2 separate regions of the Homo sapiens genome follow, and region 1 is linked to region 2. The links are chromatin loops, found by intact Hi-C in ENCODE. Cell type or tissue: HCT116. All regions are shown on one strand. Each heading gives the region's core, and the rest is flanking DNA. Links, peaks and the distances in the headings are about the cores only. Region 1 has its middle 720 kb from the start of GRIK2. Region 2 has its middle 1.7 Mb from the start of GRIK2.

What was found. Peaks named below come from ENCODE experiments on the same cell type or tissue, not always from the same donor. Only the 100,000 strongest peaks of a DNase experiment are listed, where the experiment ranks them.
Region 1: it touches region 2 in a loop (2.6-fold over the local background); 5 of 110 quality-filtered maps call a loop at or near these places.

The regions. Positions count from the first base shown.
Region 1 is chr6:102,106,247-102,122,839 of GRCh38, reverse strand. No RefSeq gene overlaps it. Among named protein-coding and RNA genes, the nearest start is that of GRIK2, 720 kb to the right of the region's middle. RefSeq lists enhancers at 14,004-14,897, 14,898-15,792. In HCT116, for the core only: a CTCF peak has its summit at 8,257 (motif pointing left); a DNase peak (open chromatin) is centred at 8,279.
Region 2 is chr6:103,113,301-103,129,893 of GRCh38, reverse strand. No RefSeq gene overlaps it. Among named protein-coding and RNA genes, the nearest start is that of GRIK2, 1.7 Mb to the right of the region's middle. In HCT116, for the core only: a CTCF peak has its summit at 6,684 (motif pointing right); a DNase peak (open chromatin) is centred at 6,693.

The DNA.
Region 1 (16,593 bases), core at 5,032-13,031, 1.0 Mb after region 2:
AAACTGGGTAAAGAGCAGTGAATAATCTTACAAAATTCCTACCTACACAGTGTCTGATGGAGCCAGTTAGCATGGCTCATCCTAAGAGCTGATTGTGCTCACCTTGTTACAACCTCAGTGGCACCACATTTATGACTTCCAATTAGCCATGATGGAAGAATTAATGCTAAAGAGTAAATTGTATGGATTTAAATATATCAAGTAGAGATATTGGTGGAGGTGGGAGATTATGAACTTTCTATTGAGATTTTCTTTTTGATTTTTCAGAGATCATAAACTGAGAGTGAGGATGTAGAAGGGAGTTGCTGATTACTTTAGAAGATTAGAAAATGTAAGAACTGATCATCTAGGAGAATGGGAGAAAAGTATTATTGTCAAATAACATTAAGGTTCCTTTTATGTTGCAGATGGAACACTCAAAATAGAATAACTCAAAAAGAATTAATACACAAAGAGGTTATTTACAAAGGTGCAGGTGCAGAGAAACTATAATGGTTAATGCAGTATGTCAGGGGTAGAATGTTCCAGGAATTCACTGCTAGTCTGAAAGACATGAGAAAAAGAATTGCTAAAACTGGGAGAAGCTACTAGTAACTGAGAACACTTACTAGAACTGGTAGAATGGCAGCTATCAATGACATTTCCGCAAAAGACAGACAGCTCAAGATAAATTTGAGGGAGGGAACCAAGAGAATAGATTATCTGTCTTCACTCTCCCCATTTCCCTCTGGTTGCGTCCTAGGGTTTACCATTTGTCAAATCGAAAGTGAAGTTTGAAGATGTAAGGGATCCTGTTGATAGAATCCATATGCCTTGATCTTCTAAGGAAGCATTTAGAAAGTTAAAAAGAGTGGACCTCCTCTTGAGGCAATTAATCATAATTTTAAAGTTAGAAAAATCAATACACTTATTTTCTTCAGCCATGTTTATATTCAGACAAAAAGTAGCAAAAAAGCTGGATTTCAGTGAGGCTGCAAATTATGGCAGTTTGAGAAGACCAAAAGACTTGTTTATGCAAAATAGTGTTTAAAACTCAAGAGTAATCACAAGAAAGTATTATTGTTATTATCATTGTTAACCTTTTGTTAACTCTTAAGGAGAGAACAGAGGACACTCACAAACGAAAGAGAGTAAACCAAAGTTTATAGGTCTTATTGAGGTTGAAGGATTGTTAGAACAGAAGTACTAAAGGGAATAAGCTGCAAAGAAATCAGAAAGTGCTTGGGGGGTGGGATATTTAAAATTGAGATTATGGAGATGTTGCCATTTTAGTAACAACTAGCTCTAGGATATTTTCCTGTTTTAAGTGGCTAAAAAGGTGAAACAAAATCACTGGAAGAGAGGGAAATTTAGAAACTGTAAATCAGGACATTTTAGGAATCAAAGATATCATAATCTGAGTAGTACAAGAATGAGTAACAGCCAGTGTATTAATCAGGAATCTCCAGAGAAACAATCAATAGGATATACGGATGAGAGAGAAAGCGAGAAAGAGATTGAGATTTTAGAGTTGGTTCACATGATCATAGAACCAGCAAGTCTAAAACAACAATAACAAGATTTTTATGAGTTTTTACTCATAAGGTGCTTTTACACATTATCATTTTATTATAATCATTTCATAGGTAGTGTATTTGTACTATGTATTGTTGAGCTTGATCTTCTCTGAATGAAGAGCCGAGAAGTACAGCGTTTCACATTACAGACAGGCATGTCCAATTTAATAATCGCTTTCCAATTTTATCCTTAAGGCCATGCTGTCCTATTATTTAAAAATTGACAGAAAAAATGTTTTAGAGATTTTTAATGAAAGCAGAATTGCAAAGTTGTGATTATGGTGTATTGAGAGTGATTTAATAGATAATAAAAAATGATACAGTCACAGTCCAAAGAATTTCAGCATTTATTTTATGTCTGTAAATATAAGATGATAGCACCAGAGTTTATATACAAGTTTGCAGAAAGGTGACATGTTATTTTAGATATACTTACTTTATGATGTTGAGAGGAAAAAGTTAACCCAGGTGATCATTGAATCTATTGTATTATTTTAAGGATTTAGCTGAGAAGCCTAATTTAAATGTTTCTGGTTTATATTTAAAGGCAGAAAAATAATTACTTCGGTATTAATCCTAAACATTGAATCTTTCCCCAAATCAGGGTGCCATTATTTTTAAAAAACGTACTCAGGTACAATCGGCATACAAAAAATTGTTCCTATTTAATGTATACATTTTGATGATTTGGAGAGATGTATACAGCCATGAAGCCATCACCATTATCTATGCTCTAAGCATATTCATCACCTCCAAGGATTTCCTCCTGCCCTCTGTATTATTTTTTTCTTCAGTCTCATTTTTTTCTTTGTATAGAGAAGTGTAATAAACTAAGGTAGTAATTTTAATTTCAAAATAACTAGCTGAGTATTATCAATATGTTTACTTGAATCTTTTGAACACAATGATACAAACGATTTTGAAAAATAAATTTGTTATTGTTGGGTTTCTGCCACTTAAAATATTCATATTAGGACTAAATATTTCTCTCTATTGTTTAAACATTTTGTAAATTAAATTGTTCTAACACCCTGTTAAACAATTTATTTCCTCTATGTCTTACATTCTACTGTTGAGCCTGTCCACTGAGCTTAATTCAGTTGGTTGTTTTTTCAACAAATAAATATATGCCACTTACGTGACAGGCACTACTGAATCAGAAATGAAGTAAGCACAACATCAGTTCTCAAAGTGATCTCAGCGTAAAGAGAGTGGAACCCCAATGTAGGGGTAATTATATAGAGAAGATGAACTTCTATATACATGAGTAGATTTGGGGACAGGGTGAAAGTCTACTCTACTTTAGAATGTTGTGCAATATTTATATGCGTACGTTTCTCTTGAAAGAGTGACTTCATATGTTTCATTTGAAAAGCAAAAGGCCCATGACTCCCAACAAGTCAAGAACTACTGCCTTAAAGGAGGAGTAAGATTTAACTAGAGTAAGAGAAGGCAGGTAAAGTTTCCTAGGCAGACGGGGCAGGGATGAGTAAAGATACAAAGACACAGAGAATCAGAAATAGATCACAGAGCCCAATGTGCTTATCATAACACTAAACTTTACTTAATCATCAACAGAGAGCTATTGAAAGGATTTAAAGCAAAATAAAAGCATGTTCAAATTTAGGCTTTAGAAAAATCACTTGGACAGTTGCATGGGGGATGAATCAGAGAACTAGACTAGAGGTTTATAGACTAAATAGAAGCTTGATACTATACTCCAGGACAGAGATGATGATGGTCCACATGGAGAAGATTATGTGAGAAGATCTGATAATGTAGGAACTAAGCATCTAGGAGAATGAGAGAAAAGTATTATTGTCCAACAACATTAAGGTTCTTTTCATGTTGCAGATGGAACACTGAAAATAGAATAACTCAAAAAGAATTAATACACGAAGAGGTTATACAGTAAATAGAAGCCTGGTACTATATTCCAGGACAGAGATGATGATGGTCCACATTGAGGCAGTGTAAGTAGGGGTGCAGAAACAGAGATGGATTTCAGATACATTTAGGATAAAAATGATAAGTTGATATGATTGATTGAATAAAAGAAATTTATGAAATCTATAAAAGTCTATATAAAAGTGAACTTTTCCTTCTAGCAATATGGAATAACAGATGCTCTGTTTTAGGATAGTTTCCTTGGAAAACAGCTTAAGGCAAAGCTTATATGCCACGGTTTTATTGAGAGGTGGAATTATAGGTAAGAAAGACAATAATGAGAGGAAAGGTATTGGAAGAAAATGCAATAGACTGGTTAGTTACTGAGTTGGTTCCACTTCACAAGAAAACTACTGTTTGCTCAGTCACATGAGATGTGTAGAAACTCTGCACATCAGAACACCCTGGAGGTTGAGAGAGGCAAAAGGCACTTACACATTCTTTCCCATCTTCTGCTTCACATAGCACAAAGCTTTCCCCAGGAAGCACTAAATCTCTTATGCTTCCGGGATGTGTTAGATAATTTGGTCAGCTGCTGGAGACTGCAGATCCCATGCCCAGAGGGGAGGCAATTCATGTAAGTCCAGAAGTAGCGGAAGAAGTCAAAGCATCCGTGAACCTAGTCATGGCAGGCCTGTGTACTGGAACTCCTTGGGTTTCCACTACAGTTGTCATAATGGGCCTGTAAAAAAGCCCCTAGGCTTAGAGGTTGTGGCAAATTGACTTTCATGGGTGGCCAGACAAGGCCTGGGTGGCAGCAGCCGCTAAATACAGCAACAGAACCATTTAGAGAATCCACGCTTAATACCGCAATCTGAGAAAAAAAAAAAAGGAGGAGAAAGTCCCATTCTTCATCATGGTAGCCAGCTACAATCTCCTAAAAAAGGCATAACTATAATTATGAATCAAAAAATTGCCATCTCTTCTGAATCTTTCTTTGTTGTCACTCTGACTTTAAATCTTTCTCTCTCATCTCCTCCTCATTCTTCCTTTCTTTCTTGTTCTCTCCTCTCCTCCTTTTCTTCTCCCCTTTTCTCTTCTCTTCTTTCTGCTTTTTCCTTCCTTCCTTCCCTCCCTCCCTCCTTTCTTTTTCTCTTTTCTCTCTTTCTTTTTCTTTCTTTCCCTCCCTCCCTTTTTCTTTTTCTTTTTCTTTCCTTCCTTCTTTCTTTCTCTTCCTGTTTGTCTGTCTTTCTTTCCTTCTTTCCTTCCTTCCTTCCTTCCTTCCTTCCTTCCTTCCTTCTTTTTCCATTTCCTTACTTCCTTTTAGTTCCCTTTTATATTCCTAATGGAAAATCGAGGAAGTCACGTCAAGAATCACTGTTATATTGAATGTTAGTAAACTGAGAATATAGACATATCCATGCTTTTTCAAAAAAGCACCATATGAATTTAGATAAATTTCTTTTCCCATGACCTAATTTTAATTTTTATTGTTAAAATTTAATAAGTTGGAAATACCTCACATAACTTCTGTTCACTTTGACTTGGTATTTTGACTCAAACTTAATTATTTGTAGAAGATAATTTTTCTTAATTTTAATATCAAGCAATGAGAAATATATAGTTTATACAGGTGAAAGAGGTTGGAAAATCCATGAAATAGAATGCATCTTTTTATCTGTGGATGTATCTCTACATGTGTGAAGAGGAGCTGGTTCTGTTTCTTTTTTATTTTCATATTATAGAAAAATAAAATGTTAATGTGAAATCAGAGTGTATTTAGAAACTCAATAATTGGAACTTCATGAAAAAGAAAGATAAACAAAAATCTCTTATAAGAGCACATATTTTGAATTGATGGGAGCAAGAAAGACAGGGCAAATGAACCAGAAATCAATATTGAACTTGGATAATTACAAATAGAAACAGATCAGAACTCTCACTATTATCATATAGGACTTAGGTACTTAATACCATGATTAGGAATTTAGCTTTATTTAGCTATTTGTCCATTCTTATGTTCCCTTCCTTCTAAAATGTTTAAATAAGGTTCTGTTTTCATAATTGTTTCACCACCAACATTTGAATATATAGTCAGAAAATGAATATATAGCATGGCCTTTCAGCTACTGTGTTGGGGAGTGTTTGGAGAGGGGTTCAAAGCATGCCACTGTGAATGTCCTCCAAGAGCTGGAAATAAGTAATGTGGCATCTCAATTTGTCAAGCAGTCCATAAACCATAAATAGGTTTATGACTATTGTTTTGTCATATTATTAATATGACACTATTAATAGTGCACCACTCAGTCTCGAATGTGTTCTAGTGTGGATGATAAAAAAAAGAACTCAAAAATGAGGGCAAGAAGATTTCCATTAGGTAATTCAAGTATAAAATTAACAGAATGGTTCAGATTATAGGTAGAAAGACTCATCTTAAAGCTAGAATAAGAAGTAATTAAAGGTAAGCATTCAAAATAGAAAGTAAGAAAGAAAAGTGTTCCTGTTTGAAGATAACATTTGCTTATGTAGAAAACCCTAATGACTCCATAAAAAAAGCTGGTAGAACGAATCAACAAATTCAGTAAATTTGCAGGATACAAATCAACATGGAAAAATCAGTTGTGCTTCCATACAGTAACAATAAACTTTATTTAAAAATTAGAAAAACAATGTAATTTACAATAGCAAAAGGAATAAAATACTTAAACTTAACAAGGAAAAGGGTTGTTTACTAAAAACTACAAAGCACTGATGAAAGAAATTACACTAAACACAAACAACTGGAAAGACATTTTGTGTTCATGAATGGGAAGACTTAATATTGATAAACTGTCCGTGCTGCCTAAAGTGATCTATAAATTTCATGAAGTTCCTATTAAAATCTCAATGGCAAGCCACCATGGCACATGTATCCTGGAACTTAAAGTAAAATAAATAAATAAATAAATAAATAAATAATCAAGTAGAGTTTCTCATCTGAAAAAAATATAAATTATTGTATTTGTCTTTGTATTCAAGAATACGATTCTTGAATTTGTGTTTTTTTCAAGATGGCAGATTATAGGATTTTTGCATACTTCTGCCAATTCGAAATATTGAGATAGTGCATAAAGATCAACTCTGTGAGCTTTAATTCAGGAAGGAAAATGGGAATCCACTGGAATAAGGAAGGATATCCCAGATTCTGGGGAGGAAAATGCAGACAGATAAACCCTGTGATGGCATCCACCTGACAAAGGTGAGTGAGGCCTCAAGACATGAGACATGCACTGTGACTCACCTTTTCACTGGGGATCTAAACAACCCAGGCTATGGGAAAGAACTTTGTTTCTTCCAAGCCCTGGAGCTAACTTGGGAGGGAGACTTAAAGATTCTGTGAGAAAAACACACCAGGAAAAGCTACAGGCATTTTCCCTGACATAAAACTGAGAGCAGCATGTTATTTTTAATCCAGGGACAAAGTCAGCCATTCCTTAGTGCCTCAACAGTGTAGCTGTGCAGGCATTTTAATCTCAGGCCAGAGATTGAAGTGTCTGCTCTGGAGCACAGTAGGGGTTTCCACAGCCAGTACTGTGGAAAGCATCTCAAAAGTAGGTACTTGAATTATACTGTCTTCTGTCACAGGCCTGTGGTGGGAGGAGAGTTGCTACAGTTGTAGTTTCTCCTGGACAATAAGACTTGCAGCCAGGGCCAGCTCGGTGACCTAGAATCAGTCTTCATGTGTCATTGTTGGGTGTCCTAGCCTGTTTCCCTGAGATCCTGGTGTAGCAGGACCCTCTTCACTCTGCCCTAGGTAGAAATCCAAGCATTTAGAGCACTAACTTGCCTGGACCAGAAGCTTGAGCCAACCCACCCTTCCAACCCCGCTACGTGTCTGCTCCACATGTCGGCAGATCTCCAGGCATTTGGAGCACCTGCTCACATGGACTAGCAGCCTGAGTTGGCCTACCTTCCCAGTGCAGAGATCCTGTGCAGGGGGCCCTCTCTGCTTCATGTCCAAGCACATGTTTAGGCACTTGGAGCACTTGCTCACCTGGTTCAGCTGAGCCTCCTCACCCTTCATGGGCATAGATTTTAGTGCAGCAGAGCTCTCTCCACTCCATGTCCAGGCAAATCTCCAGGCATTTGGAACACTCACTCACCTGAATCAGCAGCCTAAGCCACCTCAACCTTCCTGGACATAGATCACAGTGCAATGAGGATCTCTCTACTCTACACCCAAGCAGATCTCCAGGCATTCAAAGCACCTGCTTACCCAGACTAGAAGCCTGAGTCAGCCTACCCTTCCTATGCATATACTCTGGTGCAGGGGAATCCTCTCTGCTTCATGCCCACATAAATCTTTAAGCATTCGGAGCACCTGCTTGCCTGTTTTAGCAGCCTGAGCCACCTCGCCCTTCCTGTGCAGAGATCTGAGTGCAAGGAGGCCCTCTCTGCTTCATGATCAGGAAGATCTCCATGCATCTGGAGCACTCACTCTCCTGGATTAAGTGTTTAGGCTGTCCCCATCTGTGTGCAGAAAATTTGGGGTGAGTTTTCTCAACTCCATACCCAGGCACACCTCTGAACGCTTGGTGGCTGCCCAGTTGATTCTCCCTCAATGCTGGTTCTTGTGCCTGCTATTGAGGGGTCTATAAGAGAACCTGCCTGGTCCAGACCTGCCCATCTTGCCCCATTCCCCCCTGGGCTGAAGAGGGAGCTCAGACCACTGAGTGCTCCATAAGTCAATCCATTGCCTAAGGTAACAGAGAAATTCTCCAGGTAAACAAGGATGAAATATTTACCCAGCAGCACTGACTACCACAAGCTCTGACCCATCGGGGCCCTCTACTGGCTTGTAGGTTGAACTTCACATAATATAAACCTGCTGACAGAAGTGCATAGGGCTATAGAAGCAAAGCCAAAAGACCCTACACAATATTCTCTGCAATCACACCACCTGGTAGGGGGTGGGGCGGAGGGGAGAGAAAGGGGAAGGAAGAAGAAAATAATATCATGGTGATAGAAAGAAAAAAATATCCTACCTGCATGAAAAATTTACAAAAATTACAAGTGCCAGTATCGCAGATGAGAAGGAACCAGAGCAAGAATTCTGCGAAATGAAAAATCTGAATGTAGTGATACCACCAAAGGATCACACTAGATCTCTAGCAATGGTCCCTAACCAAAATGGAAACTCAGAAATGACAGATAAAGAATTCAAAGTATGGATTTCAAGCAAGCTCAATGAGATTCAAGATGAGGTCGAACATCAACACAAATAAACTCTTCAAGCAATCAAGGAAATAAATGAAGAGATAATCATCTCAGAAAGAAATGAATTGGAGATTCTGGAATTAAAAAAACTTATGGAATTTCAAAATACAATTGAAAACTTTATTAATGGACTGGACCAAGCGAAGAAAGAATTTCAGAGCTTGAAGAATGATCTTTCAAACTGATCAACTCAGAGAAAAATAAAAAAGAATTTTTAAAAATGAACAGTTTTGAGAAATATGGGATTTCTCAATACGTAAAGCAATGAAACCTGTGAACTACTTGCATTCCTGAGAAAAATATAAGAAAAAAAACAACAACTGGGAAAACATATTTGAGGGAGTAATTTAAGAAAATTTTCCTAATCTTGCTAGAGAGTTAGACATCCACATTCAAGAAACATCTAGACAACACCTGCAAGATGCTATACAAAACTAACATCACTAAGGCAAATAGTCACCACACTGTTCGAGACCAATGCTAAAAAAAAAAACATAATAAAGGCAGCTAGAGAAAAAGGTCAGATTATGTACAAAGGGAACCACATGAGGCTAAGAGTGGATTTTTCAGCCAAAATCTTAGAAACCAGAAGAGACTGGGTGCCTATTTTCAGCATTCTGAAAGAAAAGAAATTCAAACCAAGAATTTCATATCTCACCAAACTAAGCTTTATAAGTGAAAGATAAATAAAATATTTTCCAGACAAACAAGTGCTAAGGGAATTCATTACCACTAGATAAATTTTATGAGAGATACTTAAGGGAGTTATAAACATAGAAATTAAAAAAAAAAAAGATACTTACTACCACAAGAAACACACTAAAGCATGTAGTTCACAAACCCTATAAAGCAACTACACAATAGAAACTACAAAGCAAACAATTCCATGATAGGATCAAAATCTCATGTATCAATATTAACCTTGAACGCTAATGGTCTAAACACCCCACTTAAAAGGCACAGAGGGCCAAGTAGGATGAACAAAGAAGACCCACCTTTCTGCTGGCTCCAGGAGTGCTATCTCACATGTAACAACACCAATAGGCTCAAAGTAAAGTGTTGGATAAAAATCTGTCACACAAATAGAACACAAAAAAGAGGAAAAGTCACTATTCTCATATCAGATAAAACAGACTTTAAACCAACAACAGTAAAAAGTGACAAAGGAAGTCATTACATAATGATAAAGAATTAAATTCAACAAGAAGATTTAACTATCCTAAATATACATGCAACCAATATTAGAACACCTCGATCTATAAAAAAAATTACCTCTAGACCTAAAAAAGACTTAGACTGCCACAAAATAATCTTGGGAAACTTCATCAACCCACTGACAGCACTAGAAAGATCAGCAAGGCAGAAAGCTAACTAAGAAATTCTGTACTTAAATTCAACACTTGACCAGTTGGACTGAGTAGACATCTACAGAATAATTCACCCAACAGTCACAGAATATACATCCTCTCATCTGCACACGGAACATACTCCAAAACCAACCACATGCTTGGTCATTTAGCAACTCTTAATAAATTAAAAAAATCAAAATCATACCAACAATACCTTCAGACCACTGTAGAATAAAAATAGAAATCACTACGAAGTAGATCTCTAAAGACCACAAAATAACATGGAAATTAAACAACTTGCCCCTCAATGAATTCCAGTTAAACAACAAAATTAAGGCAAAAAAAAATCTTTAAAATAAGTGAAAATAGAGACACAACATACCAAAATCTCTGGGATGTAGCAAAAGCGGCATTAAGAGGAAAGTTTATAGTACTAAATGCCTACATCAAAAAGTTAGAAAAATCTCAAAATAAAGATCCGACATCATAATTTGAGAACTAAAGAAACACGAAAACCTAACCTAAAGCTACCAGAAGAAAAGAAATAATCAAAATTAGAGCAGAATAAAATTGAAACCAAAAAATTCAAACAAAGAATCAGTGAAACAAGGAGTTGGCTGTTTGAATAGATAAACAAGATCAATAGACCACTCTCTAGATTACCAAAGGAAACGAGAAACTGAAGTTATTGATTTTTTTTTTCTAAAAAAGCATTTTGTGTTACAAATTTTCTCCTGTGATTGGATGTAATTGCACTAAACAAATATTGAAATGTTAGGTTTCTATTTTCATTTAGTTTAAAATATGTTTATTTCTCTTTTGATTTTTTTCTTAGGCTCATAAATTGTTTAGAATGTAGTATTTTTCTATTATTTAAATATATTTAAATTCTTGAATACACTGAAATAAAATGTTATTGATATCCAACTCAATTCCATTGTGGACAGAGGATATATTTTGTTTTACTTAAAGGCTATTTAATTTAATAAGACAGTTTGTATGGTTTAATGCATGGTCAATCTTGGTAAATATTCCATGTACACTTAAAAATAATGTGTTCTGTTCTTGTCAGTTGAAGTGTTTTATAAATGTTAATTAGACAAAATTCATTGATGGTAATGTTCAAGTTTTCTATACCCTTACTAATTTTTGACTATAATTGAAAATTTGCCTATTTATGTTTGAAGTTCTGTAAAAACTTGCTAAATATACTTTAAAACTTTGTTAATGGGTATATAAATGTTTAAAATTGCTACATGATCTTGATGAATTGAAACCCTTATTTTCATGAAATAAACTCCTATATCCCTGGTATGATTATTTGATCTGAAATCTATTTTTTTTTCTGATATTAATGTTGCCATTTGAACTTTCTTCTGGTGTTAGCATAGTGTATCTTTCTTTTGTTCTTTGATGGCTGACAGATTATAGTACCTAACTATAAAGTGAGTTTCTTGAATGTAGAAAATATTGTTTATTTTTTATTCAATCTAACAATATTTTCCTTTCAATTGGATAATTTGGAAGTTACATTAATTATGATTATCAATATGTTTGAATTTACATCTACCCTCTTATTATTTGTTTTCTTCTTATTGCGTATGATATTTCTTTCTTTGTTATTTTTCTTCTGATGTTTTGGGATTAATTGAGCAATCCTTTTTAGTTCATTTCAACTCTCTTGTTTGCTTATTAACTATAATTTTGTTGTTTTATATTAGTGGTTGTTTTGCATCTATTGTATATATCTTTAGCTTAATATACTCTCTCTTCAAGTGATATCATGCTACTTCATGTATGGTATAATGACCTCAGAGTAGCTTACTTCAATCTCTCCTCTCCAGAGCTTTGTGTTATTGATGTCATGTATTTTACTTTTCATGTTATATTCCTCAAGAAAACGTTCTTATTAGTTTTGCTTTAAATAGTCAATTATTATTTGAAGATGTTAAAAAATAATGTCTTTTTGTTAACCCATGTAGTTGCCAATTCTAACACTCTTTTATCCCTTTTGTAGATCCAGTTTTCCTCCCCTTATTTTTCTTTTTCTAGAAGACCATTTAACATTTCTTTTGGTGCATATATCCTTTTGTCTGAAAAATGCATTATCCCTCTTTTTTTAGAAAAATATTTTTACTGGGCAAAAAATTCCAAGTTGACAGATATTTTCTTTCATTATTTTAAAGACGTGGCTCCACTGTTTTATGCTACTGAAAGATAAGAATTATACCAAGGTATATTATGCTAGTTAACTTACTTAATAATGCTGGGTATACTAGCATTGTTTCTGAAAAAAAAAAAGCCACTTGTCACCCTTATATTTGCTTTTTTTCCTCTTATTGCTTCTAAGGTTTTCTGTTACTGGGTTTAAGCAATATGACCTTAATGACCTTAGTGGTTCTCATCATGTTTCTTGCTCTTGCAGTTTATTAAGCTGGTTTTATCTGTGGCTTTATAGTTTCACTCAATTTGGATAATTTTCAGCTCTTATTTTATTTCTTCAAATAATTTTTGTCTTCGGTCTTCAGGAACACCATTCACACATCTAGTTGTTCAGTTAAAGTTGTCTCACAGTTCATTGTTGTCTCGATTTTTAAAAAGTTTTTCCTGTCTGTATTCTATTTTGTAAGCTTCATATTGCTAAGTTTTAATTTCACTAATATTTTCTTCTGAAGTGTCTAATCTACCATAAATTTCATCCAGTGTATTTTTTCTCTGACATTGCAGTTTTCATCTCTAGGAGACTGTGTGTATGTGTGTGTGTGTGTGTGTGCGTGTGTGTGTGTGTGTGTGTGTGTGTGACTTCTCGACTTAGGATCTTCATACTTTAATTTCTTTAACATATATATATATGTTTTCAATGCTATTTAAATGATTTTTATCATTTATTTCATTTTTAGGTCAGTTTCTATTGATTTACTTTTCTTTTCACTTGGGTAGTATTTTGCTGCTTCTTTACATATCTAGTAACTTTTTTTGGATGCTGGACATTGTGAATTTTATATTTGTAGATGTTGGATATTATTTCTTCTTGAGATTTCTTTCAGAACACAGTTACGCTATTTGAAAATAACTTGTTATTTTTGAGTCCTGCTTTCATGGCTTTAATTTTTATTTTTTCAAGAGGAAACATTGATCTAGTATTAATTTCCCTCACTGCTGAGAAAGACCCTTATCATACTCTAGCTAACAGACCAGCAAATATTTTTCTGTAAAAGAAACATGTATAATTGTATTTATATATAATAGTGCACAGTTTATGCTTGGTAAGTCATATATGATTTCTGTAACATATTTATTTGTTTCTATGTGTGTATGTTTGCTTTTTACCTCTGTTTAATATGTACAAATTATTTATCTCAAATTCTATCCCAAAATAGATCATAGGTCAGATTTGACTAACAGGCCAAAGTTGCCAAAGCCAGCTCTAACTGATCACTGGAATAAAAAGATTTTCCACTTCAGCTATTGTAAACAGGTATTATTTTCTGCCCTTTGTGAACTTTAAGTATAATTTGCCCTAATTATTTTGTGTGGTTCTTTTGCTACCCTTGTTTAGGTTTCTTATACACATTCATTAATTACATACATTAATTATATACATTAATTAATTAAAATACACATTAATTATACACATTCATTAATTAAAACTATTTACAGATTCCTAAAGAGTAGACTTTACAAATTTCCCAAGTTATTTCCATGTGCAGTTTTCTCTTTTATAGAACTCTTTCCTGTGAACTTTTTCTGCTTTGAAATCCCCAGAGCCACAGCTCTACATCTTCAATTCAGAGACTGCTGACTATTGTACCTCAACAAATTGGTCAAAAATCAATTGTAGATCCACTTCAGGACTCTTTATTCTGTTCAATCAATTCATTTGTTTATCCTCATGCCGATACCACTTTATCTTGATTGCTATAGTTTTATATTACATCCTTAAACTAAATAATATATGCCCTCCAATTTTGACAAGAAATTGTTCATATTTTTTTATTAACATGTATATTTTATATATACATGGGAGATACCAGGGAATGAGTAATTCTCATAGAGGTGAATTTGAATTACAGCTTATATAGCATCGTTAACAAAGTAAAGGAAAATTTTAGAGAAGCGACAAAACAAAGGAAAGGAACTTTGAATGTGCAGAATAGCAACTTGTGGAAAGGTAAACTAAGGGCAATTAACGGCAAGTTAGGAAAGCTGGTTAATGTAGATTCCACTGCTACCATCTCCACCGGCTAATGTTGTCTTAAAGGGTTAACATTTCTTCTCTCTGGTAGGTGAGGGCATGGAAACCCTTTGCCTTTGCACATTTATATCCTGCTTTTAGGCACATGGAGGGCAGAGTGCTTTCCTGCATCTCCTCCTTCATTGCCTTTGGCTCAATCATCCTGTATACCTTGGTGTGGCATATTCTGGTTTCCAATAGGCACAAAAGTTCCCATGTCTTACACCTTACCGGGGTTTTCAAAGCACTACTCAGATGCAGAAAATTTGATATTAACAAGGTTAAGAAGCATCAACCAACCCCTCTCTGTTTCTTGATAGCACCTTTGTTACCGGAAAGGGGCCTTTCATGCGTGTCCCTGTGAAGAGACCACCAAACAGGCTTTGTGTGAGCAACATGGCTGTTTATTTCACCTGGGTGCAGGTGGGCTGAGTGGGAAAAGAGAGTCAGTGAAGGGAGATAAGGGTGGGGCCATTTTATAAGATTTGGGTAGGTAAAGGAAAATTACAGTCAAAGGGGGTTTGTTCTCTGGCGGGCAGGAGTGGGGGTCGCAAGGTGCTCAGTGGGGGTGGTTTTTGAGCCAGGATGAGCCACAGAAAGGACTTTCACAGGGTAATGTCATCACTTAAGTCAAGGACTGGCCATTTACACTTCTTTTGTGGTGAAATGTCATCAGTTAAGGTGGGGCAGGGCATATTCACTTCTTTTGTGATTCTTCAGTTACTTCAGGCCATCTGGACATATATACGTGCAAGTCACAGGGGATGTGATGACTTGGCTTGAGCTCAGAGGCCTGACATTCCTGCCTTCTTATATTAATAAGAAAAATAAAATAAAATAGTGTTGAAGTGTTGGGGCAGCGAAAATTTTTGGGGGGTGGTATGGAGAGAGAGAATGGGTGATGTTTCTCAGGGCTGCTTCCAGTGGGATTAGGGGTGGTGTGGGAACCTAGAGTGGGAGAGATTAAGCTGAAGGAAGATTTTGTGGTAAGGGGTGATATTGTGGGGTTGTTAGAAGAAACATTTGTGTAGAATTATTGATGATGGCCTGGATACGGTTTTGTATGAATTGAAAAACTCAACGGAATAAGAGAAGGAGAAAAACAGGTATAAAAGGTCTAAGAATTGGGAGGACCCAGGACATCTGATTAGAGAGTGCCTAAGGAGATTCAGCATAGTCCTGCCAGCAAAGATTATTTATTTACTTCATGAGTTTAGAGTGGCAGTTTGGGGATAGCACCAGGAAATACCAGCTGTGATGGCTTGGAGAAACAGTGTAAACTGGCAGTGTAAACAAGAGCAGGTCATGTATGAGTAGTTGAGAACGGTGAATAGGAGTATGACTAGACAGAAGATAGTAGGGATGACAACTTTTTGGGGCACAGTCTAAGTTGGTCTGGTGTCTGGAATGAGACTGGGGCCTAATAAAAAGGAGTGTCTATACAGGAGCTTAAATGGGCTGTACCTTGTAGCATCCCAAGGACAGGCCTGAATTCTGAGAAGCGAAAGTGGTAAAAGTATTGTCCAGTCCTTTTTAAGTTGGTGGCTGAGCTTGGTGAGGCATGTTTTTAATAGACCGTTAGTCTGTCACTGAATACTAAGAGCCTGAAAAGATGCCTGGCTGATTTGACTAATAAAGGTTGGTCCGTTATCAGACTGTATAGAGGTGGGAAGGCTAAACTGAGGAATTATGTCTGACAGAAGGGAAGAAATGACTGTGTTGGCCTTCTCAGACCCTGTAGGAAAGGCCTCTACCCATCCAGTGAAAATGTCTACCCAGACTAAGATATATTTTAGTTTTCTGACTCAAGGCATGTGAGTAAAGTCAATTTGCCAGTCCTGGGCAGGGGCAAATCCCAGAGCTTGATGAGTAGGAAAGGGAGGAGGCCTGAACAATCCATGAGGGGTAGTAGAATAGCAGATGGAACACTGAGAAGTGATCTCCTTGAGGATAGATTTCCATGACGGAAAGGAAATGAGACGTTCTAAGAGACGGGCTAGCGGCTTGTAACCTACATGGAAGAGGTTATGAAATGACGACAGAATAGAATGGGACTGTGAGGCTGGAAGGAGATATTTTCCTTGGTCTAAGAACCATTTGCCTTGTGTGGGAAGAGATTGATAGGTGGAAGTTTCAGCAGGGGAGTAGGTGGGAGTGACCGATGTGAAGGAGAAAAACTGGCTGTGAGGGACAGAAGTTGGAGAGCTAGCTGCTTGTCTAGCCACCTTATCAGCATAAACATTGCCTAGAGCAATGGGATCTGATGTCTTTTGATGCCCCTTGCAGTGAATGACCCCAGCTTCCTTTGGAA
Region 2 (16,593 bases), core at 2,996-10,995:
GTCTTGTTTGTCAAAAAAAAGGACACGATAATTTCAAATGCATGGCTTAGGATGAATGATGCAATGTGTGATTGATCCCTGGTAGTTTAGGTTTCAGCTCCAATCTGGTCATATATTTATCAAAGCAGACAACAAATAATCTTTGGTAAGGACATATTGGTGTCTTTTAAAGAGATGAAAACACAATCTAAATCAATAGTCCCCTAGAGCTCTAAAGAGTTTAATTCCCTCATGTGATTAAACTCTTTATCCCTAAAGACTCCCTTGGTTTTAACACGGAATAAGATGCAACATTTGTTTTACACACACACACACACACACACACACACACACACACACACGTTTTATATATATATATAACAAATTTTACATTATACGTTTAAATATATAAACAAAAGCACAGTTATAAAACCTCTATTTATTAAGCAGCAGGCTGCATATTTTAAAGAAATGAATATTTAACTTCTCTAAGAAGAAATCCATTAGATATTTAAGAATTTATTTCAGTAAAATGGGGAACATATTTATAAATGCATAGAAAGTTTTGTTGCATTATTGTAACAAAATGCCAATTTTGTTTGAAAAACATAACACTTTGGTTTAGTATTGACATTTGACATATTCTGTTCATTTTCTTCTAATACATAGTAGGAAAAAAGAACCACACAAGATGATAAAAAATATGACATAATAATGTTAATATACATATATGGCTAATTTTCTTCTGTTTATCACTTACCAATGTATTTAATGAAACTGAATTCACAGAAAATCTTTGAGAACTGAATAATTCATTTTTTAAAATTTGCTGCTCCTTTTTAAAACAGTACTGAAAAACACTGCCTTAGGGTGAAATTGTACAGTATATCATCGTACATTCTTTGGAATATTCCCAATTTGATTCTATATCTAGGGTCACCATTTCCATTCCTCTGAACTGGAAATATTTTTACTACAGATTTATTTAAAATATATTAGTCTCTTAGACATATACATGTATACTAAATTATGGCTATGGTTTCATATTATGTCAGCCTCTCTAATAGGTTTCCGGTGCTTTTGTTTTTGTCTTTAAATAACACCAGAGAAGAGTTGACTCAGGTCAATTCTCATTGTATCATCGTATTTGCATATCATATAGTTTTTCTAGGTTTAGAAGAAAATATTTACTGTATTATGCAGAAACTCCCTGTTTTATAAATTTATTCTCACTGAATAGGTATTTCAAAGTAAATTATATGCTAAGATAATGTCTGGATTACTAATTCATTATTTTTGATGTGACTCAACTTTATGAATTTTAAGATTTTTACAAAGAAACTGTCACCTTGGCAAAATCATTGAAATATTAGTACCTTAAAAGATTTTCAATTTTATTGCAGATATTTAAACAACTTAAAATAGTAAATTTTTTAAAGTATAATCCATCACTTTAGAATCATGTGTTCCTATAACATCAAAATACTGATCACAAATAATTCTCATTCACTGATTAAATCCTATCTTCAAAGGTAATGCTTTTAATCAAGCTTGATGATAAATGTAAACCCTGAAAATGATAAAATTAAATCTTAATAACGATTATATGTCTAATTCAGAAATAGCTACTGAGTTCTTATTATGTGGGAACCAACGTGCTAAATGCAATGATAAGTATTCTACCTTGACAAAGTTTATAATTTAATAAATCAAGAATGACATAGGTATAAATAAGATTCATATTGAGAGATGAAGTCAGCTGGGCTTCTGGGTCGTGTGGGGACTTGGAGCTTTTCTGTCTAGCTAAAGTATTGTAAACACACCAATCAGTGCTCTGTGTTTAGCTAAAGGTTTGTAAATGCACCAATCAGCACTCTGTAAAAACGGACCAATCAGCACTCTGTAAAATGGACCAATCAGCGCTCTGTAAAATGGACCAATCAGCAGGATGTGGGCAGGGCCAAATAAGGGCATAAAAGCTAGCCTCCGAGCCAGCAGTGGCAACCTCCTGGGTCTCCTTCCACAGGGTGGAAGCTTTGTTCTTTCACACTTCTTAGTAAATCCTGCTGCTCACTCTTTGGGTCCACACTACCTTTATGAGCTGTAACACTCACTGTGAGGGCCTGCAGCTTCATTCCTGAAGTCAGCAAGGCCACGAACCCACTGGGAGGAACAAACAACTCCGGACGTGCCACCTTTAAAAGCTGTAACACTCGCTGTGAAGGTCCATGGCTTCACTCCTGAAGTCAGCAAGACCAGGAACCCACCAGAAGGAAGAAACTCCAAACACATCTGAACATCTGAAGGAACAAACTCCAGACACACCATCTTTAAGAGCTGTAACACTCACCATGAGGGTCTGGGGTTTCATACTTGAAGTCAGCGAAACCAAGAACCCACAGGAAGGAATAAATTCCGGACACAGTATCAGGTAGAAAATACCAACTGTTCTCAATTAAACATAGAAAATAGGATAGATCAAAGTCAGGAAGCAGATATTTTTTATAATGTAATATTTCATTCCTCTTTCTCTTTACCTAATCATCCTCAGTTTATACATTTGAATTTTGTCTAGATATTTGGATAATGTGTAAGGCAAATAATTACATTTCCCTGAATCACTTTTTGTGAATGAATTCTAGTTAGAGTTGGCCAAAAGAGAAAGTTCTGTGAAATATGAAAGTTTTAGGAAAAGTAGAGGACATTATTCTTGAAAAGTTGTCATGGTCAGACCTTGTGATAGACAGAAGTGAGTCTCAGCTTGTCCCTTTCTCCTTTGTTCCACATCCAGCGTGTCTCAACAACTACCAGCTTGGCTGACTAACAGCAGTCTCTGAGTTACTCAGTTGAGGTCCATAAAGACGGTAGTTTTGTAGGTGAAATGGCCATTTGTCATAGATCGCTTCATGAGCTTTTATTTTGTAGTCTGTTTCACCAGCCAGATTGGCGTATTGGATTTTCTGTAAATGATGACTTGTTCACCCATTCCACAGTTGCAGGTGAAAAGTTATTTTTCTCTGATTCTCTAACGTATCTCTTCCAGCCTTTAAACTTCTCAGCATCTCCTGAATTTGTGTTATGTAATTTCTATAATATGTCTTTCATTTCCAAAATACTTGTGGCACCTAGACATTCATGACAGTAAAGATATAACAATATGTGTTGTTCATAGAGAACACACTATATTTTATCTCAAAGGTAAACATTATATTAAACGTACCCTGTTGAATAGGCAATATTACCTTTATTATGTGGATTTTTTAAAACAAGACTAACCTAGCCAGAAAAATCAGGCAAGAGAAAGGAACAAAGGGCATCCAAATTAGAAAGGAGGAAGTCAAGTTACTGCTGTTTGCAGATGACCTAATATTATATACAGAAAACCCCAAAGACTCCACCAAAAATTTATTAGAACTAAGAAACCCATTCAGTAAAGTTGAAGGATAAAAAATTGAGAAACAAAAATCACTAGTATTTCTAAATGCCAAGAGCAAATTATCTGAAAAAAATCAAGAAAGCAGTCCCTTTTACAAGAGCTACAAAAAATGAAATATCTAGGAATAAATATAACAAAGAGGTGAAAGACTTTTACAGTGAAAACTATAAAATATTAATGAAAAAATTAAAAAAGACACAAAAATGAAAAGATATGTTTATAGATTTTTAAGAATAAATTTAAGATATTCATGCTACCCAAAGTAATTTACAGATTCAATACAATGTCTATCAAAATATCAATGACATTCTTCACATAAATATAAAAAAAAACTAAAATTTATATGGAATCACAAAAGACCCTATATATGCAAAGGAATCTTGAGCAAAACCAATAAAACTTGAGGGATTATACTACCTGACGTCAAAACATAATACAATCATATTAAGAAAAAAGGCATGGAACTATCATTAAAACAGACACATATACCAATGAAATAGAATAGAAATCCCAGAAATAAACCCACACATCTACTGCCAACTTATTTTTGACAAAGGTACCAGTACACATAATGGATAAAAGATATCCTCTTCAATATATGGTGCTGGAAAACTTGATATCCACATGCAGAAGAATGAAACTAGATTCTCATGTCTCACTATATACCAAAATTAACTCAAAGTTGATTAAGGATGTAAATACCCCAAACAACATAACCACTGGAAGAAAGCATATGGCAAAAGCTCCATGACATCAGTCTAGGTGAGGATTTTTTGGATAAAACTTCAAAAGCACGGGCAACAAAAGAAAATGTAGACAAAAATACTGTAAAATGCAAATCAAACTACAATGAGATATCACTTTCATCAAGTCTGAATGGCTACAATAAAAAAATTAAAAGATAACAAATGATGGTGAGAATGTGGAGAAAAGTCAGTCCTTATATACTACTGTTGGGAATGTAAATTAGTACAGCCATTGTGGAAAACAGTGTGGAAATTCTTCAAAACATTAAAGATAGAACTATCATATGATCCAGCAATCCTACTACTGAGTATATCCAAAGGAAATGAAATCAGTATGTTGAAGAGATGTCTGCGCTCCTGTTTATTGCAGCACTATTCACAGTAGCCAATGTATGGTTAAATTAGATGTTCATCAATGGACGAATGGATAAAGAAAATGTAGTATATATAGACAATGGAATACTATTCTGCCATAAAAGAGAATAAAAATTCTGCGATTTTCAGCAATATAGAGGGACCTGGAGAACATTATGCTGACTGAAATAGGCCACTGAAAGATAAATTCTACATGATCTCACTTATATGTCAAATCTAAAATGTTGTTCTTGTAGAAGTAGAGTAGAATGGTGGTTACAAGAAGATGGGGAGAGGAGAGGGACATGGTCAACAGCTAAAGAGCTAGTTGGGGGAATAATTTCTAGTATTGCATGGTAGGATGACTAGAGTTAATAAAAACGTATGTTTCAAAATAGCCTGAAGAGAGGTTTTTGAGTGTCCTCACAACAAAGAAATGATAAATATTTAAGGCGATGGATATACTACTTACCTTGATTTGATAATTACACAATTTACATATGTGTAAAACATTACATTGTGCCTCATAAATATACATAATAATGATGTAACAATTATAAATGAGATTTTTTAAAACTGGGCCTAAGTAAGGTTACGCATTTTACCAAACACAATGTAATCATAAGTCATACTGTTGGGAGTCGAAATCTGCTCATCTACAATAACGATTTTCTGTACAAATATTTGGAATGGTAAAAATTAACCTGAGAGCCTGATACTTTATAACTGTGTGAGGTGGATGAGTGCCTGACAAAAACTCCATCTAATGCAGAATAAAAGTTGGCAGTCATTCTGTTAAAAAAAAAAAAAAATTCGAACTCTCTCAGAATGCATTAAGCAGATTATCTCAGCTAAACAGCAATTTCTACTCTATATTTAGCTTGTCCAGTGTACTCAAAAAATAGAATACAAAATGTATTTCCTAAGACACTTGCTCTTTCTAACATTTTGGTAGCCACCAGGCTCTTAGAGGTGTGCTGTAATCCTCACTAGAGCAGCATTTCCCACCAATAGATATTTATAAAATGTTTTTACTCCAAGGACACTGGGGCCTTGAGTTACTGACCTTTGTCCCAATGCAGAATCAAAAGTGTTTCCATACCATTGTCTCCTTGACTCATCTCAATTATAACAAAACAAAATAAACCTTTAAGACAGAAATGCACTTAGGATAGCTGATTTACTATTGTTCTGAGCTAACAAAAGTCTTTCTTTCTAGCACATTTCAGATGTGATAATAACAGAATAAATCTTCTGAAAACAAACAAATCTCTTTGGGAGCCAGAGAAAAGCTCTTAAAAGAGTCATTTTGAGGTACCCAATTTCCTCTCTTCCATATTTGGATGTTCAGATATGTTTTGTAGAGAAAGACACTTAAAAGACTAGCTGTCAGACACCTTGTCTCCTTTTTGGGACAGTTTTGTAAAAAACAAACCACTTAAATGTATTGCCTAGTAGCTCATTTTATATTATCTATCTTTCCCATTCCTTCTAAGATGCCAAATGTGTTCTAATGGTCTCATATTTAGGCGAACATTTATACATAATGAAAGGAAATGATTTTGAAAAAAAAACATAATACAGTGTTTACCTCATAAAACTCTCAGAGAAAGAGACAAATATGTTTATCTCCATTCTGCCTTCTCATTTGTATTGAATTTGTAGTTTACCCATCCACACTTCCACACCATAACATCACCACTGCTCTGTGGACAACAAGCTTTTTGTGGTGAAAACCAAACTGCTCTTCTCCTGTCTGACCTTTTCCCTACCCCACTGCCACTCATACAACACAGACTGTATTCAAATGCTTCCTTGTCCCAGACAGGTCTCTGGAGAAGCTTGGTTGTCCTGAACCATCAATGGGCATGAAATCTTTAGTTTGCCCTATTTTAAGGACCAGGAAAAATGTGGCTTCACAATAGTAAACGTTTTGGGCAGTAAACTCACCATACTCCAACCAAACACCAACAGTAAAATGGCACCCCACCCCTGCATCTGCCCCTCCCCTGATGCCCTCAGTGGTTTCAGCAAGGCCTAGCAAGGAATTCGTCTTCAAACCTGCTCCTGGACTGTGAAAACAGGAGGCAGCGTTCCAATCACACCAATGTCTGGTGCTGGCTGGACTTTGCAGTGAGCCAATTTTCCATCCTACAGACAAAAGGGGCAGCAGGTGGCGCTCTAATTCTTCCCCCAAGATGGTGTGAACCGAGTCCAGGAGCCAGCTGAAGCCCCACCGCCACTCAACAGCCATGAGACTTAATGAGGGAGGCAAAGCAGGGTTAGTTACCACTCTACTTCACTCCCAGCACCCGTTCCTATCATTAGAATCAGAAGGAAACAGAGTCTCCACACCTATACGGCATCCAGGAGGGAACAACGTAGAAGGCGGAACTGATTGGCACTGTCAGCTTCTCCTTTCCCTGTCCCTAGTGTCTGCCAGGCCTAACTGGAAGCTGAGCCAGATTGAAGTGGTATAACATTTTCAATTACTGAAAGAAAAGACAAGCCAACCATAAACTCTGTATCAGGTGAAATCTATCAATAACTAAAGGGAAACAGATAGGCTTAAAGGAAAACAGTTTGTTGCTAGCAAACTGTTAAAAGGGAAACTGAGGCATAGTAATGTTTTAAAGTTTATGTGAGTAAACAATAACTCATGAACTGGAAACCTCCAAACCAAAAGTTTGGGAGCTCCACTGAGGAAATGCAAAGGGAAGGCTTTTATAGGATGAACATACAAGTCAAGAAAAGAAACTATTTGATTAGTTACGGTTATACAGTTGTCTTATTTGGCCTATGCTGTTGGAAAATCCCTTGTTGTCTAATTATGTTTGTTGGCTGCTTCAGATTGTTTAAGCTTAAGTTCTGTTTTTCTTTAATATAGGTATTTACAAGAAATAACTTGCAAATCAAGCAAGGTTAAAGTCACTTGCGTGACCTAATTGGCTTTGCCTTCTCAGGGATTCTTCAGATCTGGTCTTCATTGGAACTTTTTTTAAAGCTTTTAAGTTCAGGGGTACATGTGCAAGTTTGTTGCATAGGTAAACTTGTCTCATGGGGGTTTGTTGTACAGATTATTTCATCATTCATGGTAAGCCTGGTACCCATTAGTTATTTTTCCTGATCCGCTCCCTTCTCCCTTTCCCTCCCCCTACCCTCCATCCTTTGATAGGCCCCAGTGTGTGTTGTTCCCCTCTATGGGTCCTTGTGTTCTCATTATTTAGCTCTCACATACAAGTGAAAACTTGCCATATTTGGTTTTCTGTTCCTGCGTTAACTTACTTTAACGTAGCTTGTCTTGAAGAATAGGTGAAAGATTTCTCTTAACAGAGAGGAAATGATAGAAGAAGGCTTGGAACTTCAGAAAAGAAAAGAATAAGATGGGTTAAAAAATGAAAGAACAACAAAATATCCTTCATCTCATGAGTTTTTTTTATATCACATTTGATGGTTGAAGCAAAAATTATTACATCATCTGATGTAGTGCTCAATGTAGGTAGAAGAAACACTTAAGACAATTATACTTAAAACAGGAGAATAAAACTTTTTATGAAAATTAAAGTGATATAGTCATGTGTTAAGGATTTGTTTACCTAATGAATAAATAAGCTTGGTATTTTCCCTAGGATTTTTGTTTTAAATACATTTAACATTACTGGCATAATATCTGATGTCTAGGTGCTTTCTAAAGGCTTATAAAATATTTAAAATCTGAAAGAAACATTATTAATACAAAAACATATAATAATAAATATTGCAACATTAAAACACTACCTTGCGTGAGCTCCTCAAAACTATAAAGATCATGAATGTCAAATAGGGGCTGAGAAACCATTTCTAAATAAAGAAAACATTAAGACGCTTTTTTTTTTTTTTTTTTTTGAGACGGAGCCTCACTCTTTTGCCCAGGTTGGAGTGCAGTGGGCGATCTCGGCTCACGGCAACCTCGGCCTCCAGGGCTCAAGCATTCTTGTGCCTCAGTCTCCCAAGTAGCTGGGATTACAGGCACATGTCAGCCCACCTGGCTAATTTTTTTTTTTTTTTGGTATTTTTAGTAGAGACAGGGTTTTTCCATGTTGGCCAGGCATGTCTCAAATCCTTGACCTCAGGTGATCCACCCACCTTGGCTTCCCAAAGTGCTGGGAAAACAGTCGTGAGCCACCATGACCTCCCATGTTAAAACTCTTGATGAGTAACTGTAATATATATTTCTGGTTTAAATCATGGACCAGAAATTTTAAAAGCTATGGAGAATATTATTAAAACAATGAACAATATTTGAATATAAGTTGATGATTAGTTAGTAATGGAAGTACTTAAATAAAGTGTTACAATGTCAAATTACTCACAAATTATTTAGCAAAAACAAGAAATTAAACTATGTATGTATATGGAGTAAAAGAATCTGAGTGAGGAAGTAATAAATAAGAAAAATGGCAACAGTAGATAAATATGAGGAAGAATATAAAGTTCTTTGTATATTCCTCCAAATTGCAAGTGTAAAATTATATCAAAAGTAAAAGTTTCAAAAAAAGTTTAAGGCAAGACAAAATCTTGGGTAATACATAGGCACACTGGAATTATGCATTGATATAAAATTATTAAATTTATTGAAGCTATAGCTCCACTGATAAAGAGATCAATTAATATGATAAACACAAACCATAATCAGAAATAATAAATAGTATATAACAACAGAAGCATTTAACATGACCTCAACATAGCAGAAAGACCACTTGAAGTCAGGAGTTCAAGACCAGCCTAGACAACATAGTGAGATCCTGTTTCTACAAAAAATAAAACCGTTAGCCAGGCATGTGGTGGCATGTGCCTATAGTCCTAGCTACTTGGGATGCTGAAATGGGAGGATCCTTTGAGCCCGGGAGTTTGAGGCTGCAGTGAGCTCTGATCATCAAAACAAAAAAACCCACAGTGTGTGTGTATATATACATATTTTTTAAAGTGACACTATAACTTATGATCAATGAATCCATAAATAATGAATCAAGTAGCATTTTGTTATATATTCACAAGTATGAAGTATATTTATTACCTATGGCACAAAGTGTGTTAAGAATACAAAAAATAGAAAAAATATGTTAAATAGTTTTAAATATATTGAAATTTTAATGAATATTAAATTTCAGGTGTCTTATAGTACTAAGCATTAGATTAGTTTAGGATAGGCCTTGTATAGAATGGAAGTCATTGTCCTCAGCTCACTGACAACATAATACATGTAGATCACCTAATAGTAATTATTAGGAATTTTAAGGAATTTTATAAAATAACTAAATAGATAATATTTTCAACTCCAAGTTTTTTAAAAAACAATATCTCATTATAGGTATAATTTTGTTATTCGCTTTATTCTGTCAATTAAAGAACTTAAGATCGTTTATAATATTATTTAAACGTACTGACATCTAAATGTTATTCTTGATTCTGTTATGCTAAAAGTCAAGTTGGGAAGAGACTATATAATCAAAATGAATTTTGTTTAAAATCTGAACTTTGTTATGACACAGAATGCCAGTTTAAATTTGACAATCTCATGTGAATTGTCATGAAAATGAGACAGTAATGAACATTACCAAAATGAAAATAAAATATATTTTGGCACTAAAGCTAAAGTATGTAAGATCTAGAATATGTAGACCAATCAAATATAGATCCCTAAGAAGGAAGGAAAATATCTCAGTGACAATTACTGTATTAATTTGAGAAAGGTGGCCACAGGCATAACTTCTGCAATTGAAACTTGAGTGAGAAATGACCAAGACTAAAAATAATAATTTTAATTTAAGAATAACAATAACATATGAAATAGCAATTATTAAGCAAAATGAAAGCAAGCCAAAAAGGTAACTGAATTTTATTAAGTGGAAAATAAAATATTTTAAGAATCCAAGCTGATGTCAAAATGTTATTTATCACATAATTACATATTGCCATCTGTATTAGCCTGGGTTCTCCAGAGAAACAGAACCAATAATATATGGACAGATATATCAGATAAGATTTATTATTAGAACTGGCTCATGTGATTGTGAAGGAGGAGAAGTCCCACAATATGCTATCTACAAGTAGGATAACCGGGAAAGCGATTGTGTAATTCAGTCTGAGTCCTAAGGCCTAAGAACCAGAGGAGCCAACAGTGTAATTCTCAGCCTAGGGCCAAAGGCCAGTCCTGGGGGTTGGAGAGGGCAGTGGTATCTGAGCCCAGGGCCAAATGCTAGTCCTGGGGGCTTGGAAAGCACAGTGGTGTCAATCTCAGAGTCTAAAAGTCTGAGAACGAAGAATTCTGATGTCTGAGGGCAGAAAAAGTTGGATGTCCTAGCTCAAAACAGAGAGAGAAAGAGAATTTGCCCTTCCTCTGCTGTTTTATGCTTTTTCAGGTCCTCAACAGATTGGATGATGCTCAAACACATTGGTGAGTGTGATCTTCTCTACTCAGTCTATCAGTTAAATGTTAATCTTTTCTAAAAACACTCTCATGGACACATCTAAAAATATTTTTTACCATCTATCTGGACATCCCTTAGGCTAGTCAAGTTAACACATAAACTTACCCATCCCACCATCTATACTGATTAAGTAGAAAAGTCCAATATGCAGATTCCAATACCTTTTAGCTTTAGTGCCAAAATATGTTTTCTTTTCATTTTGGTAATGTTGATCACTGTCTCATTTTCATGAAAATACACATGATTTTTCATATGAATTTTGGCTTATGATTATAATATGGAAAGCCAAAAATAGTATCACTTCTACTCTCAGAGCTACAAATCCTATAAACTGTCTGAAAATTCACAAGTTTTCTTAAATCTGTAAGAGGGTTGAGGTCACAGAGCTATGAATTATCTGAGCACTTATTTATCTGAAGCAGATAACATTGGCCCCTGGTTAAAATAATTCAGCTTAAAATATTAACATATTGCCAAAGGCCATGTCTAGTAAGAAAATATGGAATCACTGGGAGGCACAGGCACAAAGGGTATTAGCATCCACTTATGGGCTCATTCACATGGACATAATGTGTGCTCCTATAAAGATTGGGAGCAAGGTGAAAGCATTGAGAAACATACCTGGTTGCCCAGGCCTGGAAGGATGGGACAGAAGCCACCGAACAAAAACACAAGGAACCCTGCCTGGATACTTCCTACTGTCTCTCATATGGAAGAAAAACCTTAAATCACTTGTGGAAGAGCAACCAATGCTGGTACTCTTAGAATATTTGTGAAAACATATGGTTTCTGGGGAAAATTAAGATAGAAGAAATAAGTCTTGGTGTAAACCTTAACTTGCCCACAAAACACAGAGACAGAGTGACTGTCTTAAGAACAAAATTTCATCAAAACAAGAAAGAAAAAAATAGGAGGAAAAAAAGAAAAAAACAGAGTATCTAAGAACAGAGAGACAGGTCTAACATCTGTGTAGTTTGGAATGCTAAAAGACGACAGACAGAACGGGGTAGTGAAATATTTGAAAAAGTAGTGTCAACTTTTCCCCTAAATTAATGACAGACTCCTATTAAGAAACTCAGAAAATATCAAACAGAATGTCAAAAACAAGCACAAATACACACACACACACACACACACACACACACACACACACACAGAGACAGAGAGAGAGAGGGAGAGAAAGAGAGAGTCATATTATATTAAAACCGCCTTAAATGGAAGACAAAGAGAAAGACTTCATTGTGGCCAGACAAAAATATATTCATTACATACAGGTGAACAAATGGAAGAAATAAGGTGGACTTTTGATCAGAAATTATCCAAACCAGAACAAGAGGGAGTGACATTTTTAAGGTGATGAAAGAAAAAAAAAATAGCAAAACTGCCAAACCAATATCCTCTACTTGTATTAACCAGGGTTCTTCAGAGAAACAGAACTAGTAGGATATATGTGTAGATAAATGGAAAAAGATGTATTCTGAGGGATTGGCCTCTTGGGTATAAGGTTAAAAACTCCCACTATCTGCCCTCTGCAAGCTGGGGGCATTAAAGACAGTGGTATATTTCTAGGCCAAGCCTAGAGGCCCAAGAATCAGGAGAGATGATGTCTGAGGGCGGGAGAAGATGAATCTCCCAGCTCAAGCAAATTTGCCCTTTCTCCACCTCTTGTTCTGTTTGGGCCCTCAGTGAATTGGATGATGCCCATTCACATTGATAAGGGTAATTTTCTATAGTCAGTGTACCAATTCAAATGCTAATATCTACCAGAAATACCTTCACAGATATACCCCAAAATAATGTGTGGTCAGCTACCTGGGCATCCCTTAGCCCAGTCATGTTGACACTATACATTAACCATCACAAGTTCATCTCATGTCATTTTGGCACCTATATGCATCTCCTTAAACCATACTTAATTTTCAAATATAAATAATAACATGGTCATAATTTGACCTAACTGGATACAACTATCCTGCATAGAACTGAAAATGCACTAATTGCCTCTTGTATCAGCCATTTTGTATTCCCCTTGCCTTTTGCAAGCCCCTCAGCTGTCATGGTTCTTTACCTGGCAAGGTGGCACAAACCTTCATGCCTGAAGGGTCTGGGCCTTTAGTAGTCCTGCCTGGCTACTGTAGTTTTTCCTTGACTTTAATCACAGGGAATGGTAACATTAAGACACATCTTAAAGGATATCCTGTATTCAGGCATATTCTTCCTTACCTTCATTGTGGAGTAATAGTTTAATTAATGTTTGGTAGTTAAGATCAATCGCTCCAGTCAACACCATAACTCACTTCTTTGCCTGTTGATTCAGAGGCATGAGGATCCCAAAGTGGTCAGGTGGAAGTTTTAACCTCCAATTCAATCAAATCATTGTGTGTCTCTCAGTAAAAGCACTCCTCCTGAAGCCTACTCTTAGGCCAATAGATCATAAAGTCATAAAAACAGGAAGCAAACATTTTGCTTGTCGGTGAATGGGGTGATAATGAGCAGTGCCACTGTCATTGCCACCACTTAATTCCTGAACTATTAACACGCTTAAAGAAACAAGTGAAAAAAGGAACAAAAACAAAAAATAAAACTGAAATTACTATTCTCTACTCAACACACACATATTTCAAGAATAAAGAGAAAATAAAGACTCTCTCAAGTAATCAAACATTGAGAAGAATCACTGACAATAGACCTACATCTCAATACATGTTAAAGAAAAGTCTTCAGGAAGAAGAAATATGATATAAATGAGAAACAGGCATCTACAAAAGGAAATAAAAAGCTAGAAATGGAATAAAGGAAAATGTCAATTTTATTTTTCTCTTATCTTTAATCACACTAAAAGATAAATGTATTAGTCTATTTGTGTTGCTATAAAATAATACATGACTCTGAGTAATTTATAAATAAGAGAGGATTATTTGGCTCACAATTCTGTAGACTATAGAGGAAGCATGGTGCTGGCATCTGCTTAGCTTCTGGTGAAGTCTCAGGAAGCTTTCACTCATGGCAGACGGCAAAGGGGGAGCAGGCATGTCACACGGCGAAGTGGGAGCAAGCAAGAGAGAGCAAGAGGTGAAACAACCATCACTTTTAAACAATCAACTCTTGCGTGAACTAATAGAATCAGAACTTAATCACTGCTGTGAGGACAGCGCCAAGATATTCATGAGGGATGCCCCCCTATGACTCAAACACCTCCCACCAGGCCCATCTCTAATTTTGGGGATCACATTTCAACATGAGATTTGGAGGGAACAAACATCCAAAGCATATAATACCGATTGTCTAAAACAAAGGTAGTAGCAATAGATTGTGAGTTTGTAATATACATAAATATTAAATGTACAACAAAAATGGGAGAGAGAAAATGGGAGTAGACTGCTGTAAGTCTGTCAGACAACAGAAAAGCACTAGAACCAATAAATGAGCTTGGTAAGGTTGGAGTATACAAAATCAATATGTAAAAAATCAATTTTATATCTATGTGCTAATAATGAAAGATTGAATATTGAAAATTTTCTAAAATACCATTTACTGTAGCACCAAAAGGAGGAGTTTAAGTGTAAAGGTTTGGTATTGATTTTGTTTCCTAACAATTCCTAAAATACAGGTACACCTTTGCCTCATTCTTTCTTGGGAATATGTTTATTTTGCTTTTAACATAAGGTATGGAATGGCTTTTTCTCACTTTTTGCTTAAGGAAGTAGAAAATTAAACTTTAACTGCTGAAAACAGAATAATCACACATTAGGGAATTGGGGATTTCAATGTTTCAGGTGTTTTAGAAAAGCCTTAATAATCTGAAGTTTCACATGCTCATTTACATAACACATGGGTTCTAATACTGTTGAGGTTCACTTATTCCACATACTGAACACTAACAGCAGCATGTGCATATTTTTGAGATATCAGATGTATAATCTTGGAATGGTATTGAAATACTAAATGCATTTAAATGAACTAAAATGATTCAAGGAGAGCATATTGCACTTACAACACTTATACTCTATGCTATGGGCTTCTAAAAAGAGGTGGGTGTGATGCTGTGAAGAAAAGCAATTCCATTCTCAGTAGGTTATCACAGTGTATTTTCAGAAGTTTCTAATTGAAGGCATGCTTCATTTGCCTTGGCTATAAAAAAAACCCACATTTGCTCATGATTATGTCTGTAAATGCCCTCATAAAATGTACTCTAGCAAACACACCCACACACTTGCATATGCACACACACACATGCCTATACACACATTTTACAATTTACTTGGAAATGCTTTCGTGTAGATTACACTTCTTATTCCTTGTGTGGTTTTTCTGATATTACTAAGAGGATAGAAAAGTTAAATATTAATATAAAGTAATTTAAATATTCTGAACCATATCAAAAATCCTGAATTATGGTTTATGAATTTAATTTTAAAATAAAAATTTAATTTAATAGGAAAATGTCAAAAAGAATTGCCTAAATTATGTACTCCATATCTTGATTTTTTAAAAATCAATGATTCAATTTTTTAATGCTGTTAATTGCTTTGTTTAGATATTCTTGAAAACATTGATATTCTCCCCCATACACAGGTATACACACATGCATACATACAAGAAAACAGATAAAGTGTATTAGATATCTATGTTCAATGTATCTTTTCATCCTGTAACTTTCTATTCCTTATTGCTTTCTTATAAAGGAATAAGAGGTGTATAATAACACACTCATATTTTCAAGATAGTTGTATGGGATAATAGTTACTGTTATAGAAGAATATAGGACTGAATTACAAACTGCCTATTAGTGGTGCCTTTAGAAACAAAGATCATCATGTCAATTGCTGGTATTCAGTGTCTTCTCTTCTAGCCCCAGGAAGCTAGAGAACACCAGAGAGTAAAATAGTCACCCCCTTGAGGTCATTCTCATCACATGAGCTGCAATTCTTAATAACTTCTACCTAACAAACTCTACTTTCATGAATCCCACCCATTTTAAGATGCAAAAACTTATTTCAAAAATCGGAGGTTATCTCAGGCTTTGTGGTCATAGAGACATATGCCAAGACCTTAGATATTCCATTTAATATGCTATGTGATATTGAACAAAGATTCATCAGGTGAAAACTACAAAGTCACTGAATGAAGTAGCACAACAATAGGAGTAGAATGATTGGTCCGTAATGACTAATAAATAGTGAACTTAGTATTACCATAAAATTACCATTTTTTAGAGAGAGAGAACTTTGTTAGAACATAGGTTTCCTCTGTGTGTTATACTTTACAGATGATTAGTCATGCCTTTCAAAATATAGAGGTGTCCAAAATCAAGTCCAAACAAGCCTTAAGACCTTAATAACTGCAGGCAGTGCAATAGCTGAACATCTTTTAAACTCATCAAGAGTAGAGGGAGAGGGGGATGTACATCACACAAGAAGCAAAGCCAAAAGTGAATATTTCACATTGAAACCTACAACAAGGGTGGTTTATATCACTCTTAAATTATTCACTTATTTATTATTTCAATAACTATATTATCTATTGTAGTTTTAGCACCATTCTTGACAGACTTTGAAGACACAGTGCTGAATATTCAAGGGGCCTCTGCTCTTGTGAATTGCATGAA